Regions from separate parts of the Homo sapiens genome. Here region 2 is linked to region 1. A link is a loop called in an ENCODE intact Hi-C map of the cell type or tissue named here. Cell type or tissue: dorsolateral prefrontal cortex. All regions are shown on one strand. Links, peaks and the distances in the headings refer to the core of each region. The heading gives the core; the rest is flanking DNA.

Evidence for each region. Peaks named below come from ENCODE experiments on the same cell type or tissue, not always from the same donor. Only the 100,000 strongest peaks of a DNase experiment are listed, where the experiment ranks them.
Region 2: it touches region 1 in a loop (2.4-fold over the local background); 9 of 110 quality-filtered maps call a loop at or near these places.

What each region holds. Positions count from the first base shown.
Region 1 is chr22:21,943,751-21,954,291 of GRCh38, reverse strand. PPM1F (protein phosphatase, Mg2+/Mn2+ dependent 1F) reads left to right here and starts at 1,444. Exons shown (of 8, transcript NM_014634.4): 1 at 1,444-1,500; 2 at 8,184-8,449. The coding sequence starts at 8,244. RefSeq lists a silencer at 1,252-1,661 and enhancers at 1,655-2,175, 2,222-2,291, 9,858-10,357. In dorsolateral prefrontal cortex, for the core only: no CTCF peak of the experiment used is centred there; a DNase peak (open chromatin) is centred at 7,071; H3K27ac peaks cover 3,914 bases.
Region 2 is chr22:21,797,887-21,808,427 of GRCh38, reverse strand. MAPK1 (mitogen-activated protein kinase 1) reads left to right here. Exons shown (of 9, transcript NM_002745.5): 2 at 582-764; 3 at 2,389-2,578; 4 at 9,300-9,416. Among named protein-coding and RNA genes, the nearest start is that of MAPK1, 64 kb to the left of the region's middle. In dorsolateral prefrontal cortex, for the core only: no CTCF peak of the experiment used is centred there; a DNase peak (open chromatin) is centred at 4,397; H3K4me3 peaks cover 364 bases; H3K27ac peaks cover 1,312 bases.

The DNA.
Region 1 (10,541 bases), core at 5,010-10,009:
CCTATAATCCCAGCACTTGGGAAGGCTGAGGCAGGAGGATCACTTGAGCCCAAGAGTTCAAGACCAGCCTGGGCAACATAGAGACCCTGTCTCTACAAATTTTTTTTAATCAGCTGGGCGTGGTGGTGCTTGCCTGTGTTCCCAGACACTAGGAAGGCTGAGGCAGGAGGGGAGGGTCACTTGAGCCCAGGAGTTTGAGGCTGCAGTGAGCTGTGATCATGCCACTGCACTCCAGTGTGGGCACCAGAGAAGGAGCTTGTCTCTAAAAAGAGAGAAAAAGAATATTTTCAAGAGCCTCTGTGTTGGCAGAAAAATGGCCCTTCAGAGATGTTCATGTCCTATACCTGTGCCTGTGTTAGATTACATGGCAGACCCGGCATAGTGGCTCACGCCTGTACTGTAATCCCAGCACTTTGGGAGGCCGAGGCAGGCAGATCATTTGAGGTCAGGAGTTTGAGACCAGCCTGACCAACATGGTGAAACCCCATCTCTACTAAAAATACAAAAAAAATTAGCCGGGCATGGTGGTGCGTGCCTGCAGTCCCAGCTACTCGGGAGGCTGAGGCAGGAAAATCGCTTGAACCAGGGAGGCAGAGGTTGCAGTGAGTCGAGGTCATGCCACTGCAGTACAGCCTGGGTGACAGGGTGAGACTCCGTGTCAAAAAAAAATAATAATAATAATAAGGGGCAAAGGGGAATTAAGGTTGCTAATCAACTGATTTAGAGAGATGATGCTGGACTATCTGGGTGGGCCCAATGGCATCAGGAGGGTCTTTAGAAGTAGCAGAAGGAAGCAGAGGAGGGAACCAGAGGTGGCAGTGTGAGAAAGGCTCAACTGGCCATTGCTGGCTTCGAGGCTGTAGGAAGGGGCCACGAGCCAAGGTATGCAGGGAGCCCTTAGGAGCTGGAAAAGGCAGGGGAACAGTTTCTCCCCTAGAATCCTCAGAAAGGAACGCATTCTGGCGATCCCTGGATCTTCGCCCACTGAGGCTAAGTGGACTTCTGACCTCCAGAACGGAAAGATAACAAAAGCCTCAACGTTTGTGGAAACAAACAACTCATAATGAGCCTGGGACTGTGCCTCCTTCCCGGACGGATGAGCCTGCCTGGGCAGTCTGGGTTTGCATCCCTGCTCTGTCACTTACCAGCTATTGACGGCAGAAGTTGCTTAATTTCTGGGCGCTGTGACCTAGGGATTGCTTTCCCCATCCAGCCGCCCACCCAAAGCTGCAGAAGAGAAGCAAGAGGCTGGTGACTGGGGCGGCTCCGGAGCCCAGGTGGAGCCGCAGTTCGCCTACCACTAAAGGGCCGCAGTCACCGTCCACGTAGCCGCCAGGGGGCAGCAGAGGTCCGGCCCCGCCAGCCTGGAGGCCCGACTGCGCCTGCGCGGCGCCCGCGGCGCCCGCGGCGGCCAGGGACGGGAAGTGGGCGGGGCCGGCCGGCAGCAGCTTGCGGGACACGGAGCCGCGAGGAGACAGCTGAGGCCCGCGGAGACCAGGGGTGAGGAGGCCGGGGGGGACGGGATTAGAGGGCTGACGGGGCTGGGACGAGGGTCAGGCGAGCGCCCAAGGCGCACAGGGGTGAAATGGGACCGAGGAACCGGAGGGGTGGAATCAGAGGGCTGGGGAGGCAAGGAGGCCGAGACGAGGCTCACATGGGTGCACCGAAAGGGTGCGGGGGTGCAGTGCGGGGGGCCGAGGAGCAAGAGGGGCCGCTGCGGACATGAGGAACCCGAGGCTGGGAGTTGGGGGGCTGGGGAGCCAAGGGGGCAGAACTGGGGGGCAGGCGGGGGTGTGGCCGAGCCGAGGGCCTGGTAGGGACCGAGGGCTATGAGGCAGAATCGGGTGCTGAGGGGGACGCGCCCCATTTTCCGAGATTTGGCCTCTCCCCACCCCCCAGGAGCCTCTGGGCCGGCACGTTGCCCCATATCCCCCCAGTCCCTGCACCTTCAGGGGCCCAGTCTGCCTGATGGCCCCCGGCTCCGCGGCCTCCCAAGCGTCCGTGAAGCGAGCGTCAGCTGCACAAGTGCTCGGGCTGCAGCTGCTTCAGCCACAGGTCTGTGAGCCAGAGCCTCAGGCGCGGAGGCCGGGCACATTGCCGCTGGGTTCGGTCAGGCAAGCCCCTGAACCTGTCTGTACAACAGGAAGAACTGGCTCCGGCTGCAGGGATTTCGGCACAGCGCTTGACACACAGTGAGGCCCACTGCATGGTGGCGGGCTCCTTCGAAGCCTTCCACCCTGCGGGACAGAGTCACACATGTCGTGGTGGCATTCCCCGGGACAAGTTCTCTGGGCCCAGCTGAGCTCTCACCACGGGGGATAGAAAGTGGGGCCGGCCAGCACTCTGAGGCCATCTCCAGTCTCTTCTGTTGTCAAATTTCGCTCTTTTCCTCCTGCACGCGAGGTGGAAATACCAAAGGCATTGGGCATCCAGAGACCTTGATTGAGTTCGCTTTGCCCTTTCACCTGTGTGAGACCTTAAATGGGTGCTTGCCCTCCTATAACCTATTTCTTCATCTGCAGTGTAGCCTGACAGTATGTACTTCTCAGCGTAGTTGTGAGAGGTAAACAAAACGAATGCATTTCTGAAAGCCATGAACCTCTACACAAGTTCATTTGTGGAATTCCTTTAAGATACCCCCTGAAGGCCGGGCGCGGTGGCTCATACCTGTAATCCCAGCACTTTGGGAGGCCGAGGCAGGCATATCACCTGAGGTCAAGAGTTCCAGACCAGCATGGCAAAATCCCATCTCTACTAAAAATACAAAAATTAGCCGCGCGTGGTGGCAGGTGCCTGTAATCCTAGCTACTCAGGAGGCTGAGGCAGGAGAATTGCTTGAACCTGGGAGGCGAAGGTTGCAGTGAGCTGAGATCCCACCATTGCACTCCAGCCTGGGCAACAAGAGCGAAACTCCCTCTCAAAAAAAAAAAAAAAAAAAAAAAGGATACCATCTGACCTGAAGCCAACCGAGTCTTTTAAGACCTGGCGCTGCTGCCCACTGCACCCTTCAGAGTGGTGTAGCTTCCTCAGCCCATGCCACCCGCCAGTCACTCTTCCCTCTGCCATCACACTTACCACCTGCTGTACACAAAGGGCCATCGTGGGCTCCCTGACTACAGGGAGCTTACAGTCTATCAAGAAAGTCAGGCCTGTAGAAAGAAATGGTCATTGCACAGCAATGTGACTATGCTTAATGCCATGGAACTGTACGCTTAGAAATGGTTAAAAGGATACATAGTGTGTATATTTTACAACAATAAAAAAAATTTATATATGTAGAAAAAAAATCTAGGATTTACATCTAACTATTATTAGTATTAGTAGTTATGAATAAAGAAATAAGAATCTCTTTTGGTAGAAAAAGGTTGGCCAGGCGTGGTGTCTCATACCTGTAATCACAGCACTTTGGGAGGCTGAGGCGGGCAGATCACCTGAGGTCAGGAGTTCGAGACCAGCCTGGCCAACATGGTGAAACCCCATCTCTACTAAAAATACAAAAAAATTAGCCAGGCGTGGTTGTGGGTGCCTGTAATCCCAGCTACTAGGGAGGCTTAGGCAGGAGAATCACTTGAACCTGAGAGGCGGAGGTTGCCGTGAGCCAAGATTGCGCCACTGCACTCCGGCCTGGGTGACAGAGCAAGACTCTGTCTCAAAAAAAACAAAAACAAAAAAAAACAGTTAACATGAATGATGCTTTTGTTACACTATAGTGGTGCAGTTCCCTTTTCTAAGGATTGCTGGGTTTTTTTCATTACCTTGGTTCTGCAGTTAAGCAAGACTCAACAAGTATTTTTTCTATGTCCCCTAAAAAACTGCAGTTGTTAAACCCTGCATTCGTTAAGCTTAGGAGTCAAAACTAATGCACTAGAGGAAAATAAATATTTTAAATTAAAAAAAAAAAAACTTTTTACAAGTCAGATGTGAGCAAAAGTGCCATAGAGACATGAAAGAGAGCATGCTGGATCCAAAGATGGGGAGATTTCAGCAAAGCCTCAAAGGATCTGAGAGATCTCGGGAGGCAAAATGGAAGGAGGGCACCACAAAACAAGGAGGGGAGGGGCTGCCCTAGGGTGGGGGGTACACAGAAATGGAAGGAGGAGCCATGAGAGAGCCAAAGCCCAGAGCTGGTGGCCAATGAGGGACAGGTCAGGGATAGAAGGAGTCAGAATGACTTCCCAGGTGTCATCACAGTTAAGGCCCAGGTTCCCCAGCATGAACCCCACCCTGGGACTTTGGGCAAGTTCCTTAGCTCTTCTGCTACAGCCTGCCCTGTGAAGTGGGGATAACCACAAGAGGTTGTTGGGAGGCTAAAAGCCATCCCAGGAAGAGTGCTCAGAGCAGGGGCGGATGGCAGCTGGCAGCACCGTCAGCCACACCCCTGCAGCTGCCCCCCGATGAGTTTGCTTTGCCATTTCTCACCTATGTGGGACCTTAAATAGGTTCTAGGAGGGTGAGCACCCATTTGGTGTGCAGTGGGGCCCTGATCCAGGAGGAACCAGCTGCCAGTCGCATTTGGTCAGACTGGTCCAGGCAGGCGGTGCTGGGATGCAGGAGTCCAATGTCCCTCCCATGCCCACCCCGGGCTCTTGGTGATTTGCACAGGCTCATGCACACGTCCCTCTTATTCGGAGTTTTTCACTGGTGTGCCCTGCTCAGGAAAGCCCAGCACCAGGCTCCGCTGCCTCTGGTGCTCTCCCAGCTCTCCCTACTCCCTGCGGCTTGCCGCTGGCCTCCATGCCATTCCTGATGCTGTCTCTTCCAGTTGATCCCTCAAAGAACCACAGCACTGTCCCCTGCCCCTCCAGGCACTCCCAGGGCTGCCTCTGGTTTCCCTTGGTGAGGAATTTCTCCTTCCTGCCGGGTGTGCCATGGTGTACGTCAGATTCAGGAGCTTATTGGGAAAAGGAAGGAAATGATTCCTGTCCCTTTCGACATCTGGGCTCCAGGGAGAGAAAGCTGTGTCCTGGTTTCTCTCCTCACCCCTTGCCTTAGGTTGGTGATGCAGAAACAAGGGTGCTTGGTCCCCAGCAAGTAAGATGGCCCTGGGCACCCTGCCTTTGTAACAAGAGCAGGCAGTTGGCACAGGCCCTGAGAGTAAGCCAGCCTGTCCCCTCTACAGATGCAGACAGAGCTTCACACACACACATCATCACACCCCCCAGACCTTACTTAGTACACATGGCACAGACACCATTGAGGCATGTGCAGATAGTGGGCACAAGGCACAGAGAGAGCAGGCAGGTGGCCACAGTGAATCAGGGTCTGTAGTGCAGACAGGAGGAGCCACCCTCCCTGAGGGAACAGGCCGATTGTGGGGAGGGGCTCACGGCACAGGAAAGAGTACCCCAAGGTCAGGAGGCAAGAAGGAGGCACCTGCATCCCAAAAGGTCCAGCAGACGTCACCAGCAAATGGGGTGGAAGTGAAGGGTCTTGAATTCTGCCCTTGACAGTGGGGCTTTACACTGTGGGCAGGGGTTTCTCCAGGGGGGCCCTCTGTGTGCTCTAGCGGGGAGCATGCTGTCCTCTCACTTGGATCCTAATCATAAATTCACATGAGCACATTTTGTGGTGAGACAGTAGAGCCTCCAGATCACTTGGAATTGCAAGGGAGTGGGAGGAGGCCCCAGGCACTGGCAGTTGCTGGGGGCAGCTCTGCATCGTTCACATTCTCCCAGAAGCTCCAGGGGCCAGGGCAGTCCCAGGCAGAAGAGGGGCCCTTGGCCGCTTGCACTGCTTGAGGGCAGCCAAGCTTGCTGGGAAATTCACGCCATCTTCGAATGCCTTACAGCTCTGCTGGGGCATGGCTGGCAGGACGTGCCGCCTCCTCATTGACCTACTAGGGCTCCCAGCCTCTGCTCATTTCTCCAGCTCACAGTCTTCCCTTTGTCGTTTGAATGTCAGTGTCCCTCCTGCTCTCAAAGTGATTTTTCCTTTTTTGCTTTATGTTCTTTTTTTTTCTTTTTTGGTAGAGATGGGGGGTGGGGGGGGGGTGGCGATCTCACTGCCCAGGCTGGTCTTGAACTCCTGGCCTCAAGCACTCCTCCTGCCTCACCCTCCCCAAGCGCTGAGATATAGACCTGAGCCACAGCGCCTTGCCAGTTGTTTTATGTTCTTTATCCTTTTACCTGCTTGCCTTCTGTAACCTGGGTTGCATTAAATTTACTCCTACTTGTGAGTAAATGTGAACCATAGCAATAAATTTAGTCTATCCCCAGAACCTTCAGTAGCAAGCACCCCTATTCCTACGTTATTTGTATGTGTCCACTTTAAATAAATTACCTTTCAATTCTGCCTCTAAAAGAAGAGAAGGGTTTTGTGTTTTGTTAATTTACCACCCTTCACCCCTTGCATTCCAAATCCCTCACTGATCAGACATTTAACTTGGTGCTGGGACCTTTCCCTCTGCCCACCCCATTCTCTTTTGTGTTTTTTATCTTTAGGCTTCCAGAAGGCTTGTTCCAAGTTAGCAATTCCTGATAAGGACAGCCCTCTTGTGGGCTGTGAGCTCCCTGCATCTCTTACTTCCCACTCTCTTCATCCTGCACCTCAGGCCCCTGCCACAGCCGCCCTTTTAGCAAAGTTTGTAGGCAGAGTCTGTGGCTATTCTAAGACTGATGATTCTAGAAGATTCTCCTTGCCTTCTTCGTTCAGTTTTCAGAACCTGGAAGTCCTCATGAAGGTGATGGGCTGTGAAACTGTTCCCCAAATTCTCCACCCTAGAACTCGGGGTGTTCCTCAGAGTCTCATGTCCGTTTGTCACCATAAAAGAATGCAGTTTTTCTCCCTGGCTTAGTAACTGTGTAGGATTTCTTTTTTATTTTTTTCTGGATCCAATCTCATCCACTACTGCGTAGGACTCGCTGAATAAAGTTTCCCAGCCTGAGTGTTAGACAAAGCCCAAGGTGGAGTCCCCGCTGTGGGGAGGGTTTGGAGGGGTCAGGCACCCGAGAGGAAGGGGGCAGGAGAGAGAAGGGTCCATGCTGAGTGGGTGCTGGCAGGGAGGCCCAGGTGTGGGGCCTGGAGGTGAATCCCCGGGGCGACGCAAAGAACATGGAAGGGGGGGCGCTGGAGAGCTGTTTGGGTATAGGCAAGGCAGGCAGGCTGGGGAGGCGACTATGGAGATTCGGAGTTAGGAGAGAAGAGGAGCCAGAGCCACCCTGGGAGGAGGCTGTGAGGCACCATGTGCCTCTTTCCAGTGAGAGAGAAGCCGGTGAGGGAGTGAAGGCACAGGCTTTGCGATCCCTCTTTGGCCCTGTCTTCCTTCTGACACCTCAGGCGAGGGACTAACCCTCTCCAAACCTTGGGATTCTCATCTGTGAAATGGGGGCTTGTCCTGGCTCCTGGGGTGTTAGGGGCAACTCCCAGGGCTGGTCAGCTCTGGTCATCCCTAAGGACTTAGGGAGGAAGAGCCCACATGCCGCACAGTGGGGTCAGCGCCTGGAACTGTCCACAGTGCCCCTCTTCCAGCCAGGGCTTAGCAGGCCTGAGCCATTCTAGGCTCACAATTCCCTCCTCCTATTAGAGAGCATTGAATAGGCTCGATGGTGTCCCACAGCACCTCCTGTCTGTCCCAGATTAAACCTCTGCTTCTCTCCTGGCCACCCCTTGGGTGGCCCCAGCAGCCTCTGGGGATCCCTTCCTGCTCCCACTCTGGCCTATCTCCAAAACAGCCCTGGGCCGGCCTCCCGCATCTTGGCCCTTCTCTTTCCTCCCCTGAACACCACTAGAGCCCCAACAGGTGTCCCTCCTGCCATCTGGTCACCACGTCCAGGCTCACAGACCTGGTGGCTTCACTCCCTCACCTCAGAGCCCTCCTGGCTGCTCGGGACCCGTGATCAGGTTGAACCCCCTCACCTACCTCAGTGCCTGGCCTCGGCATCCCTGTCCTGCTCGTCTCTGGCCACGCTGGCCACCCTCTGCCAGGAACAGTCTTCCTCCTCTGTCACTTCTTGACAATGTCCACCCAGCTGCTGCTCCTGGCACCATCTCCTGAGACCGGATCTCTGGATGCCCACAAGTCCCCACCTGGACTCATGTCAAAACAGTGGCCAGGGTTGTCCCTCCACCCTCTAGTGGCCCTGAACCATGAGGCCATGCACCTGCCACATGGTGCTTGCAGGTGGGCACCTGCATTGCTGGTGCCATGGCCCCCTGATTCTGCTGACTCTGACATTTCTCCCCAGGGTGAAGCCTGGAGACCCTCTTGCCCTGGCCTAGCTGCAGGCCCCCGGGATGCTTTGGGCATGTCCTCTGGAGCCCCACAGAAGAGCAGCCCAATGGCCAGTGGAGCTGAGGAGACCCCAGGCTTCCTGGACACGCTCCTGCAAGACTTCCCAGCCCTGCTGAACCCAGAGGACCCTCTGCCATGGAAGGCCCCAGGGACGGTGCTCAGCCAGGAGGAGGTGGAGGGCGAGCTGGCTGAGCTGGCCATGGGCTTTCTGGGCAGCAGGTAGGCCTGTGCACCCCCAAAGGGGACGGGGAGTAAGGGCACGGCACCAGGGCCGACAAGGGATGTGGCTGCTGCTCCCCTACACGTCCAGCCCCACACGGGGATCTGCAGCCCCGGATCCCTATGCAGCACCATGTGGAACTCCCGTGGCTGCTATGGCAAAGCACCACACACTGGGCACTCAACACAGCCAAAGCTCATTCTTTCACAGGGCTGGAGGCCAGAGTCCAAGATCAAGGTGGCAGCTGCGCCATGCTCTCTCAAAGGCTGCAGGGAAGAGTCTGCCTTTCTGTTAGTGCCTGGCCTTGACTTCCTGGAGGTCCTTGGCTTGTAGACTCATTCCTCCTAGCTGGCCTTGTTGCACACGGCATCTCCCCATGTGTGTGTCTGTGCCTTCACACCTCCCCACCCTGCCTGCTGTGTGTCTGTGACTCCTCCTCTTGTAAGGACATGGGCATTTTGGACCAGGGGCTGCCCTCCTACAGTGTGATCTCATCTTTCTTTTTGTGGAGAATGGGGTCTCGCTATGCTGCCCAGGCTGGTCTCGAATTTCTGGGCTCCATGGATCCTCATGTTTTTGCCTCCCTAAATGCTGGGATTACAGGCATGAGCCACTCCAGCCAATGTGACCTCATGTGAACATAACTAATTACATTTGCAAAGACTTTAACTCCAAATAAGATCATATTCTGAGCCACAGGGGGCTGGGGCTTCAACATACCTTTTAGGGAACACAATTTATTGCATAGCAGCTGATAAGCAGTACGTCCTGTTTCCGATCCGTGTGATGGACGAGGAGGCAGAGGTGGGTAGATGAAGAGGCTGGCCTGAGGCCTTACAGTCAAGGAGTGGCAGAGCCACATGGCACCCCAGCCACCACGATCTGAGAGATAGCTGGCACTGTCCCCCTTCCACAGGTGAGGAAGCTGAGGCACAGAGAGGTAGCACAACTAGCCGAGCAGATTTCGGGGAAGATAGAGAGTTGGGTGTCCACCGGCAGACAGTGTGTAGCTGTCGCCTAGGCTGAACTCAGAGGTCCTTTCCTTGGAAGACCCTTGCCCTCCCCTTCATTTATTCATTCATTCTGGAAGCATTTGTCCCATGAAAGATGGTGAAGGACAAGGTCTTTTCTCGAACCCTCTCTGCTCAGACAGGGTCTTGGAGTTAGGCTGTCTGTCTGGCACAGGGGACAGCTCATGGAGGTGAGCAGGCTGGTGGGCCGCGTGCTGTTTCTGTGAACCTAGTCCCTTGCTGAGGGGATGTGCGCATGGTCCCCAGTCCCAGCATCACCCAAATCACCTGAAATATCACCTGAAGCCATGACAGGCCCTCAGCCATAGCTCCCTCTGACAGAGCCACCATCCTCGGTGGCTGCCTCAGTATCCCCCAAGTGTGCACTTCCTTTGCCCCTTGCAGCGAATCAACTCTGTTCCTGACACCCACCAAGGGCCTATTTTCCTTGACCCCAGGCCCTAGCAGAGTCAGTGACTTGTGCTCTCCCTGTGCAACATGGGCACAAACATTGCTAAGTGTCAGCCACATGCAAGGGCTATGCCACCCAGCATCCCCCACAGCTGCCTAGAGCTCAGGAGGAAATGTCCGGTGACCACGCTCCATGAGGTCATGGCATGCGCAAAGGGTGTTATTGGCTTGTTTTGAGGAAATATTTTAGATATGTGGCACAAAGTGAATCAGCCCCCAGTGGTGGAGCAGAGTGGGCCCAGCAGGGGTGCCAATGCACGGGAGGTGAGGAAAGGCCTCACGTTCTGCCTTCTTGAGAGGAGCAGGTGGCACTCTGCAGGGAGCAGGGGAGTCCAGACCAGGGAGTTCTGCAGCCACTGGGTCTTCGTGGAGGTGGCATGGGGCCATTGCTGCCTTGAGGCAAAAAGCCAGGCCCGGGACAGAAGGGTTGGTGCACTTTGGCCCAAGCATGAGGTGACCGGGCAAAGCCAAGCGGTGCCAGCCCCAAGCTGGGGATCAGATGGAAAAGCCATCCCGGGGAACAACAGAGCCCAGGGGTTTGCTGGGCCTGCGTGGGGCACAGGTGCTGAAGACGGACAGGCCGCAGCACCGGGGTGACAACATCAGCCTT
Region 2 (10,541 bases), core at 1,772-6,771, 140 kb after region 1:
CACAAATATGTTTTTTGAAGAATACTTTTCTAGGTTTTGTTATAAAACTACCCAAACATCTTGATTCAGTTTCTTGGGGGAAGAAATGGTCATGTTGTTTTGCAAGTGAGAGAAACAAAGTTAATAGAAGTAATCAAGGTGTTCTCTTGGGTCCATTTTTGTTAGGGATAAAGATGTACAGTTGTAGGTTATTTGAATGTTTCTTCTGTGTCAGAGGAATTTGATACAACAGTAAGAAGGTGTTTCAGAGACAGAAGTGATTACTCTCACCAGAATGCAGTTGCTGTTTAAGACAATGGGAGAATGCTTGTTTGTGTATTTCTGGGTTTATAAAGGCAAGACTTTCACCCAGTTAACAGGGCTAGGTTCTCTGTTAGTTTTGAGAGTCACTGTGTGCTCTCTCATGTCAGTTGCATCCATCCTCCCTAGCTTGAGGCCTTTTTGTGGATAATATACATGCTGCCTTCACGGGTATGAAACAGGTGTTTACACAGTGTTAAAAATATAATACTTTACCAACTTGCCTTCTTCAAATATTCTGAGGGCTGTTTTTAATGCCATCTCTCTCTCTCTTTTTTAAGCTCTGCTTATGATAATGTCAACAAAGTTCGAGTAGCTATCAAGAAAATCAGCCCCTTTGAGCACCAGACCTACTGCCAGAGAACCCTGAGGGAGATAAAAATCTTACTGCGCTTCAGACATGAGAACATCATTGGAATCAATGACATTATTCGAGCACCAACCATCGAGCAAATGAAAGATGTGTATCCTTTTTAGGCAACTGGCCAATTCCACTGCTTGGTAACCTTGTTGAGTAAATAGAACTTGAAATTTCCTGAACTTAAAGGAAAAGTGCATTAAACATGCTAAAGGGAAAATCGTAATCTGTTTGCTATTTACTCCCTAAGTCTAGTCATGGAAAATCTTGGTTAACTCTGTTTGCAGTCATGTTTCTTCTGTCCAAGGGATGGTTTGTTGTGATGATGAAAAGGTAAAGGGAAGATCAGTAGTAGACTAAGAAAGAGGGTGCCCTGGCTATCTACCTGGTGAAATCAGGACTGTCCTGATCTTAAGAGTCAGGTTACCACTTTAGGTCTCAGTTTCCCCACCTTTAAAATGAAGGAACTGGTCGTCATGATCTTTAAGGTCAACTGAGGTCTGAAATTATGTGATTAACTCTGACCAACATTTAGAAATCTGGACTGAACAGATCTAGAGGATGCTGCCTGGGTAAAGGCTCCATTTGAAAGATAGAGAGGTTAAGTATACTGAAGAGGATCTGCCAGAAGGGAAAGGGTTATACAGCACTCCTACCAGTTTACCCAATTTGTATTCCGCCCCTCCAGGGTGCGGGAGCTCGCTGTTTCTAGGCAGCCCTTTCCATTTTTAAACAGCTCTGTTAATAAGTTGTAGTGATATTTGAAGTGAAATGCCTCCTGCCACTACCACCTGTTGGTCCTGCTTTACTTTTTGCCATGAAAATAAGCCTCTCTCAGATGACAGATTTTTAAATCATGTTTCCTTTGAATCCCATGCTGCGCCTCCTATAGCATAAATCTGTAAGAAACAGAGACTAGTGTTTACACAGAAGTGAGTAAAAGAAATGTAGAAATACTGCTAATGAAATAATACTATGATGAAGTTAAAGGCTAAATGCTTTAATAATTTAATTTCTGTGAGAAAGAAAGTAGCCATAGCTAAACTTTTAGGTAGTTAAGTACGTGACCAGGCAAGAAAGCATGAGGAGGAAAACTAGCACAAACCCCTTCTTAGAACGACTTGCCCATAGTCTTACTTATTTAAGATCTTAACAGTAATGGAAGAGTCAAGAAAATAGACTTAGGGTTGGATTTACTAGTAAGAGTATGTTTCTAGACCTGTATTTCTGGAAGTTTTATGTTTGGCTTTTGAGGAGCTTGGGAGAGGAGGGGAGCGGCAACAAGAAGTAAAAAGAATAGTGACATTACAGGTTACTGGACCAAACAGAGGAGGGAGTATCTGCTACTTACAGGCTAACAGTGTTTCCAGCAAACCTTGGAGGGGGTTCGTTGATGGTGGACAATTTAGAGAGCAAAGAGGTTGAGACTTCAAGATTGACCAGAATTTCCCTAACAGCCTGTTTCAGATCTCAGTCTAGGCCCATAGCCGCATCAGTCAGATGTAATGCTGGAATGCCTGCCATCTCACAGGACCTAAAAGGAGTTAACGACTTCAGATTCTTTCCATGAAGGAAACCAAGTTTTCCTCAGTTTCTTCTTTCCTTTAAGGGCTTCATGGTGTAATGATGGACTGTTTGGGAAGAGAGTCAAGAGAGGATGCATTTTTGTTTTCAATGCTTTGCTAAATGTGACCAGCTAATTGGTGTTTTACCTTAACCTGTGCAAACAGATATATAGTACAGGACCTCATGGAAACAGATCTTTACAAGCTCTTGAAGACACAACACCTCAGCAATGACCATATCTGCTATTTTCTCTACCAGATCCTCAGAGGGTTAAAATATATCCATTCAGCTAACGTTCTGCACCGTGACCTCAAGCCTTCCAACCTGCTGCTCAACACCACCTGTGATCTCAAGGTCAGCCAGGTTATTTACTATTAAGGTGATATATATTGAAAAACCCTTTCACTGAAGCATAGTTATATTTGTCATTATTCATATTTTAAATTACACCAGAAATACCCAAAAACATGTTTATGGCAAAAATGCTAATAAAGTGTGGTAGTCCTCTTCTTCTTCCTTATCCCATTGCTCCTTTCTCCCCAGAGATACCTTTTTTTTTTTTTTCTTAAAGACAGAGTCTTAGTATGTTGCCCAGGCCGGTCTGGAACTCCTGGGCTCAAGCAGTCCTCCTTTCTTGGCCTCCCAAAGTGCTGGGATTATGTATGTGGGCCACAGCACCAGGCCGTGATAACTAACTACTATAACAAATTGGTGGCCAGTTGCGGTGGCTCACGCCTGTAATCCTAGCACCTTGGGAGGCCAAGGTGGGCCTTATCACCTGAGGTCAGGAGTTCAAGACCAGCCTGGCCAACATGGCGAAACCCCATCTCTACTAAAAATACAAAAATCAGCCGGGCGTGGTGGCATGCGCCTGTAATCCCAGCTACATGGGAGCTGAGGTAGGAGAACCGCTTGAACCTGGGAGGCGGAGGTTGCAGTGAGCCGAGATCACACCACTGCACGCCAGCCTGGGTGACAAAGCAAAACTCTGTCCTAAAAAACAAAGTGTATTTTCTCCCAAAGTATTTTCTATGCTCTTGCATACATGTGTATTTTTATACTTTATATAGATAAACAGGATCACGTACATTATGTGTTAGTTTTTTTGTTCGTTTGTTTGTTTTTTGAGATGGAGTCTCGCTCTGTCACCCAGGCTGGAGTGCAGTGGCGCGATCTCAGCTCACTGCAAGCTCTGCTTCCCAGGTTCCCGCCATTCTCCTGCCTCAGCCTCCCGAGTAGCTGGGACTACAGGCACCTGCCACCACGCCTGGCTAATTTTTCTTTGTTTTTGTATTTTTGTAGAGATGGGGTTTCACCGTGTTAGCCAGGATGGTCTCAATCTCCTGACCTTGTGATCCGCCCACCTTGGCCTCCCAAAGTGCTGGTATTACAGGCGTGAGCCACCGCGCCTGGCCTTATGTGTTAGTTTTAAAATCATGTTTTGTTGGTGACATTTTTCTTCAATAAATTTTATTCAAAAGATAGCAGCAGAAAACTTAACGTCACTGACTTTAATACCTAATAAGGCATTCCAACTAAATAAGAAAACCCCAAATTCTTTACAGTCCTCAGAGTTCTGAAAATATGCAGCATTTACATATTTCTGTTTTAATGGGTGTTACAGGTAAACGAGGGAAATTTATGGATATCTTAGATGTGACGGAGCGATGTCGATTCAGTCTAAAAAAATGCACAGGAATTCAAGAAGACCTAAATAAATGGGAAGGCATCCCATGTCTGTGGATCATAAGACTTAATACTGTTAAGATGGCAGTATTCTCCAAATTGATTTGCAGATTTAGTGCAATCCCTATCAAAGCCCCCAGTTGTTTTTTTCTGTAGAAATTGACAGGCTGATCCCAAAATTCATATGGAAATTCATATGGAGAACTGATACACTTCCTGATTTCAAAACTTACTGCAAAACACAGTAATCAAGACAGTGTGCTACTGGCATAAGAATAGACATATAGGTCAGTGGAATAGAAGTGAGAGTCAGTAAATAAACCCGTGTATCTATGGTCAACTGATTTTTGGCAAGGATGCCAGGACCATTCACTGGGGAAAGAATAGTCTTTTCAGCAAATGAATCTGGGACAACTGAATAGCCACATACAAAAAGATGAAAAAATTAACTCAAAATGGCTGGGTGCAGTGGTTCGCGCCTGTAATCCCAGCACTTTGGGAGGCCAAGGCCTGTGGATTGCCTGAGCTCCGGAGCAAGACCAGCCTGGGCAACATGGCAAAACCCCATCTCTACCGAAAATACAAAAAAATTAATCTGGGCGTGGTGGCATGTGCCTGTGGTCCCAGCTACTCAGGAGGCTGAGTGGGAGGACTGCTTGAGCCTGGGAGGTGGAAATTGCAGTGAGCAGAGATTGCACCACTGCACTCCATCTGGGGTGACAGAGTGAGACCTTGTCTCAAAAGGAAAAAAAAATTCAAAATGGATTGAAGAACTCAATTAAAAGCTAAAACTTTAATACTCTTAGAAAACATAGAAGTAAATCTTTGCAATCTTATGTTAGGCAAAGCTTCTTAGACATGACACCAAAAGCACAAGCAACAAAAGAAAAAAGTAAGTGGATTCCATCAAGATTAGAAACTTGTGCTACAAAGCAAACCATCAAAAAAGTGAAAAGGCAAGCCACAGAATGAGAGAAGGTATTTGCAAATCATACATCTGATAAGGGACTTAAAACTAGAATATATGAAGAACTCTTATAACTCAATAATGAAAAGATAAATAGCCTAGTTTAAAAAATGGACAAAGGATCTGAATAGACATTTCTCTAAAGAAGATATACAGATGGCAATAAGCACATGGAATGATAGATGCTTGACATCATTAGTCAGTAGAAAAATGCAAATCAAAATTACATTGAAACAACTTCATGCTAACTAGGATGGCTGTAGTTAAAAAGTCAGATAATAAGTGTTGGTGAGGATTCCACTCCTTAGTGAAAATGAAAACATGCATCTATACAAAAACTTGAACACAAATCTTCATAGTGGTATTGTTCACTATAGCCAGTAAGTAGAAACAATCCAAATGTCCAGCTGATGATGAATAAATACAGTGTGGTGGATCCACACAGTAGAAGAGAAAGGAGTGAAGTACTGATAATGCTACAACATGGATGAATCTTGGAAACATGTCTGTGAAGGAAGGCAGCCACAGAAGACACATATTGTATGATTCTGTTTACGTGAAATGTCTAGAATAGGCAAATCCATAGAGACAAAAATTAGAATTAGTGGATTACTGATTGCCTAGGGCTAGAGGAGTTGGGAGAATAAAGAAGGAAGGAATACTAACTCACTGGAATTTCTTTTTGAGGTTATAAAAATATTTTCAAATTGGATGGTGGTAATGGTTAATTTCCACCATTATAATACTAAAACCATTGAGTTATACACTTTAAATGAGCAAATTGTATGGTGTGTGAATTATAGGTTAATAAAGCTGCTTAAGTACATATATATGTATAGCAATAATCATTTATTGGATTTCAGTTCAACAGACACTCCTATGAGAAGCCCTTTGAGATACGCCAGACAAGAGAGATGAGGGTCTGCCCTTGAAATCTGAAAACTGATAGATCAGAAATCTGGTAGACAGTAGGTGATTATAATGAGATGTTCTGTAACTGAGATGGAGAAAAAGATGGTGTACAAATGCAAAGGAGAGAGGTGGGCTAGCGCTGGCTGGGACTGGGAGGCAGCAGGAAGAAGGTGGTATCTGTGCCGGCCCTCGAGGTTGGGTAGCTTTTCTTGCGGGAGGCCAGTGGCTCTATTGGACATAGGGTATCATAGGCAGAGAGTACAGAAATAAAATAAGAAGGAAGGGACTACTACCGAAAGCACTGAGTCTTCCTCCCTGTGGCTGCAGCATTGGATGAGTAATAGGGAGTCATCGACACTAAGCTAAAAAGGTTGGTTGCAAGTAGATCGTGGGGAACCTTCTAGAACTGTGTGTAAAAAGCGGTGGGTTTTGTCACGGTGGGTGAACACGGTGGCCAATGTCCAGTGAGATGTAAAGGACAGCTTCCTTCATCAGATATTGTGTGGATTGGACTCTGTCCCCTCTTAGGATCCTTCTGATACAGGTTTATGTCTTTTCCACATGGGATGGAACCAGCTCCTTTACCTGGATCAGTGCAACCAAGAGTCAGGTGGGCACAAAACGAATAAAGCTATGTTTAGGATGGCTGTACTACTTCTTTGGCACTTAATGATTGTCTTGAAAATTTGCAGTGAATATTTTTATGTCTCCTCGTGTTTTTTTTTTCTTTTGGTTATCATCATAGCCCTGTTATGGCAGATTGCTTTTGTTTTTGGAGAGACATTCTCAATCAATATTTTAAGCATATAACATTTCTGGGAAGAATTGGCTCTTATTTTTGCTTGAAAGTGTTCATCTTTAAGAATAAAACAAATAGAACCAGACTACTCTCTCTGTTGTCTCTTCCCAGTTTATGGACTTGTCTTTAAGGCCATTCTGTTCACCTACTCACACTCACACACACGAGTTGTTGGCCGTGGCATAATTTAGGCATCGTCTTGAAAACCCAAGTTAACACAAAGAATCAGAAGCATAACAAATTGACTAACATTTTATTTTATTTTATTTTATTTTTATTTTATTTATTTTTATTTTTATTTTATACTTTTTCGAGATAGAGTCTTGCTCTGTTGCCCAGGAGTACAGTGGCATGATCTCAGCTCACTGCAACCTTCACCTCCTGGGTTCAAGCAATTCTCCTGCTGAAGCTTCCTGAGTAGCTGAGATTACAGGTGCCCACCACCATGCCTGGCTAATTTTTGTATTTTCAGTAGATACGGGGTTTCACCATATTGGCCAGGCTGGTCTCGAACTTCTGATCTCGTGATCCGCCCGCCTTGACCTCCCAAAGTGCTGGGATTCTACAGGCATTTGCCACCACACCCGGCCTTTACTGATATTTTAAAAGTATACAGCAGTCAGGTGCCATGGCTCACGCCTGTAATCCCAACACATTGAGTGGCTGAGGCAGGCGGATCGCCTGAGGTCAGGAGTTCAAGTCCAGTCTGACCAACTTGGTGAAACCCTGTCTCTACTGAAAATACAAACAAATTAGCTGGGTGTGGTGGCGCACACCTGTAATCCCAGCTACTTGGGAGGCTGAGGCACGAGAATCAGTGGGAGGCAGAGGTTGCAGTGAGCTGAGATGGCACCACTGCACTCCAGCCTGGGCAACAGGGTGAGACTCCATCTCAGAAAAAAAAAAGTATACAGCAATGTGTGTGCATCATTCTCATGGGTATAAATGCGAGAAGAGAGAATCTCATTCAAAGATGAGTATGGTATGTCACTGATTTGTTACAGTGAGCGTGTCAAAGCAGGGCAAGAGGCAGTGGCAGTTCAGTGTGCATATGACAGTTGAGAACACCACATGAGGAGAGGACTTGTGTTTGCTGGAGCTCTGGGATCACTGCACATTTATCACATCCTCAGTGCCATGTGACCATGATGCCTATTCCCACAGGCCCCTTGGCCTAGGAAGTTTGTAACTTGCAGCGTCACTGACCTCCTGTTATTTAGGTCCTTTCAGATTTTCAAGAAGATTTCTTCAACCTTCATCCAATGACTTCTATGTTACAGTGTTTTTTACTCTTGAACCCTTACCAAAATATCTTGAACCCTTATCGATATCAGCTATTATCAGTGTCTTAGACCTTTAACTTTTGGCTCTGTTATCAGTCAAGGCCGACAGAAATAAGCTTGCTTTTTGGTTTCCATAAACATGCTTTGCACTTATTTTATGAAGCTTAAGACCCAGCAGACATTGACATCTTAGGACCCTTCCGGGATCCTCTCTTGTAGACTTTATTCTTCAGGACCACAGGAACTCACCAGGGTTACAGACCCTATTTGGAGGCTCTGCTAGCACATTTCTAGTGTAACTACCAGGGAACGTGAGCTATACTAGTCTGTGCCCTTGTTTACTAGACTGATCCCACAGAAATCCCAGTAGGAGTCACAAGATGCTGGGATCACAACATGTGAAAATTCTGGCTATGCCTATGAAAGAAAGACTCTGATAGATACAAATGAAACACGTCTTTGGGGCATCCTTTGTTTTTGAAAATCTGAATTTACACAGCCCAAAAGGTATATTTTCTTGTACCATATCCTTATTTATTTTCCTTTGTATGGAATTATACTGAGTACTACTGCTTTTTTATTTTGTAGCCTTGGCATTGTATTGATTAGTGTCATGTAAATTTGGTTAGTCTTTGATTTTATAGTGTTGACAGACCTTAAAAAAAAATCATGGCCAGGCATGGTGGCTCACACCTGTAATCCCAACACTTTGGGAGGCTGAGGTGGTTGAATCACCTGAGGTGAGGAGTTCGAGACCAGCCTGGCCAACGTGGTGAAACCCCATCTCTACTAAAAATAGAAAATAAGCCACACCATGATATTGGAGGGCCAGATGATGAAAGGCCAGTAGATGCTTGAGACCGGAGAAAATGAGAAACTATGTATTTTTTAAAAATAAAATATTCTTAAGTATATGAAACTTTAAAAAAAAAAAGCTTTGGGAGTAGGTTTGACTACCTAGAAGAAGGAAGTGGGAAGAATCTTTGGAAATACTTATATTTATAGACTAAGTAGAAGACTAGCAGAAAGTAGAGTCTGAGAATAGAAGGCCAGTGCAGATCTTCACAGCAGTCCTGAGAGCTCCAGCAGGACAGGCTGAGAAAAGGGTACTGGTTGGTTTTGGTGACTACTCAGAACAGTTTTTGTCAATTCACCTATTGAGATTGCTTTGTGCTAAGCAGATAATGAAAGGTAGGGATGCTTCTTAAAGTGTGCTCTGTAAAGACTTCTTCAGCCTGCATCCTGGTCTCTAACATGTTGATTGCTTTTCAGGTTGTTGGGAAAATTAAATAATGATTTTCTAGAATGCCCAGAAAGTATCTGCCACTTAGTAGCATTATTATTCCTATTGCCTTTTTTATTTTTGTGATGTTTTGATATGAAAGGTTAGAATTTCTAAGAAGTTATCCTGTTTTTTTTCTCTCTTAGATCTGTGACTTTGGCCTGGCCCGTGTTGCAGATCCAGACCATGATCACACAGGGTTCCTGACAGAATATGTGGCCACACGTTGGTACAGGGCTCCAGAAATTATGTTGAATTCCAAGGTAAGGATGAAGTTTGCATAAAAAGAAATCCAGTAAGTAAGAGAACTTTCTGAATGCATTGCAGTAAGCCGTAAGTCTCCCTCTGCGTTGAGAGTTTGCCTGTCTGGCCAGAGACAAGGTGCTGTCTTTTTTGAGACAGGGTGTTACTCTGTCACCCAGGCTGGAGTGCAGTGGCACCATCACGGCTTACCAGTCTCAACCTCCTGGGCTCAAGTGACCCTCCTCACCTCAGTCTCCGGAGTTGCTGGGACTACAGAGTGCACCGCTACACCTGGCTAATTTTTTTTTTTTTTTGAGATGGAGTCTCACTCTGTTGCCCAGGCAGAGTGCAGTAGCACAATCTCAGCTCACTGCAAGCTCCGCCTCCTGGGTTCACACCATTCTCCTGCCTCGGCCTCCCAAGTAGATGGGACTACAGGCTCCCGCCACCATGCCCGGCTAATTTTTTGTATTTTTTAGTAGAGACGGGGTTTCACCGTGTTAGCCGGGATGGTCTCTATCTCCTGACCTTATGATCCGCCCACCTCAGCCTCCCAAAGTGCTGGGATTACAGGCGTGAGCCACTGTGCCTGGCCACATCTGGCTAATTTTTAAATTTTTTTTGTAAAAGTAGGGCGTCTTCCTATGTCGCATGTTGCCCAGGCTGGTCTTGAACTCCTGAGCTTAAGGGATCCACCCACCTCAGCACCCCCCACGCCCCCCGCAAAGTGCTGGGATTACAGGGATGAGCCACCACACCTGGCCCCAAGGTGCTGTCTAAATTTTGTTCGGCATTGAACTTCTGGGCCCTAGGGCTCAGCCTCTCTACCTCAGCTGATATAGTGCTGACGGTTGTAGAGTAGGAGGGGGTGTGCCTCTCCAGTCACTGTTACCATAAGTGGTCTGTGTTTCACTCCTTGGACAGCTGTCCTGAAGTCCTACCTATCGCTGTCACTGTTAGGTGCAGGCTGGGTTTGTTGTAGAGGTTATTCAGTAATGTGTATTTCTGTGAACATGGGCCAGGGCTATTCTATAAAGGTCAAATTTATCTGATAATGAAGAATGTCTCTTCGGCAGAATTATATTGTAATTTGTTGTACTTGAAGAAAACATAAATGTGGACAGAGTAGGAACTGCCGTGGATTC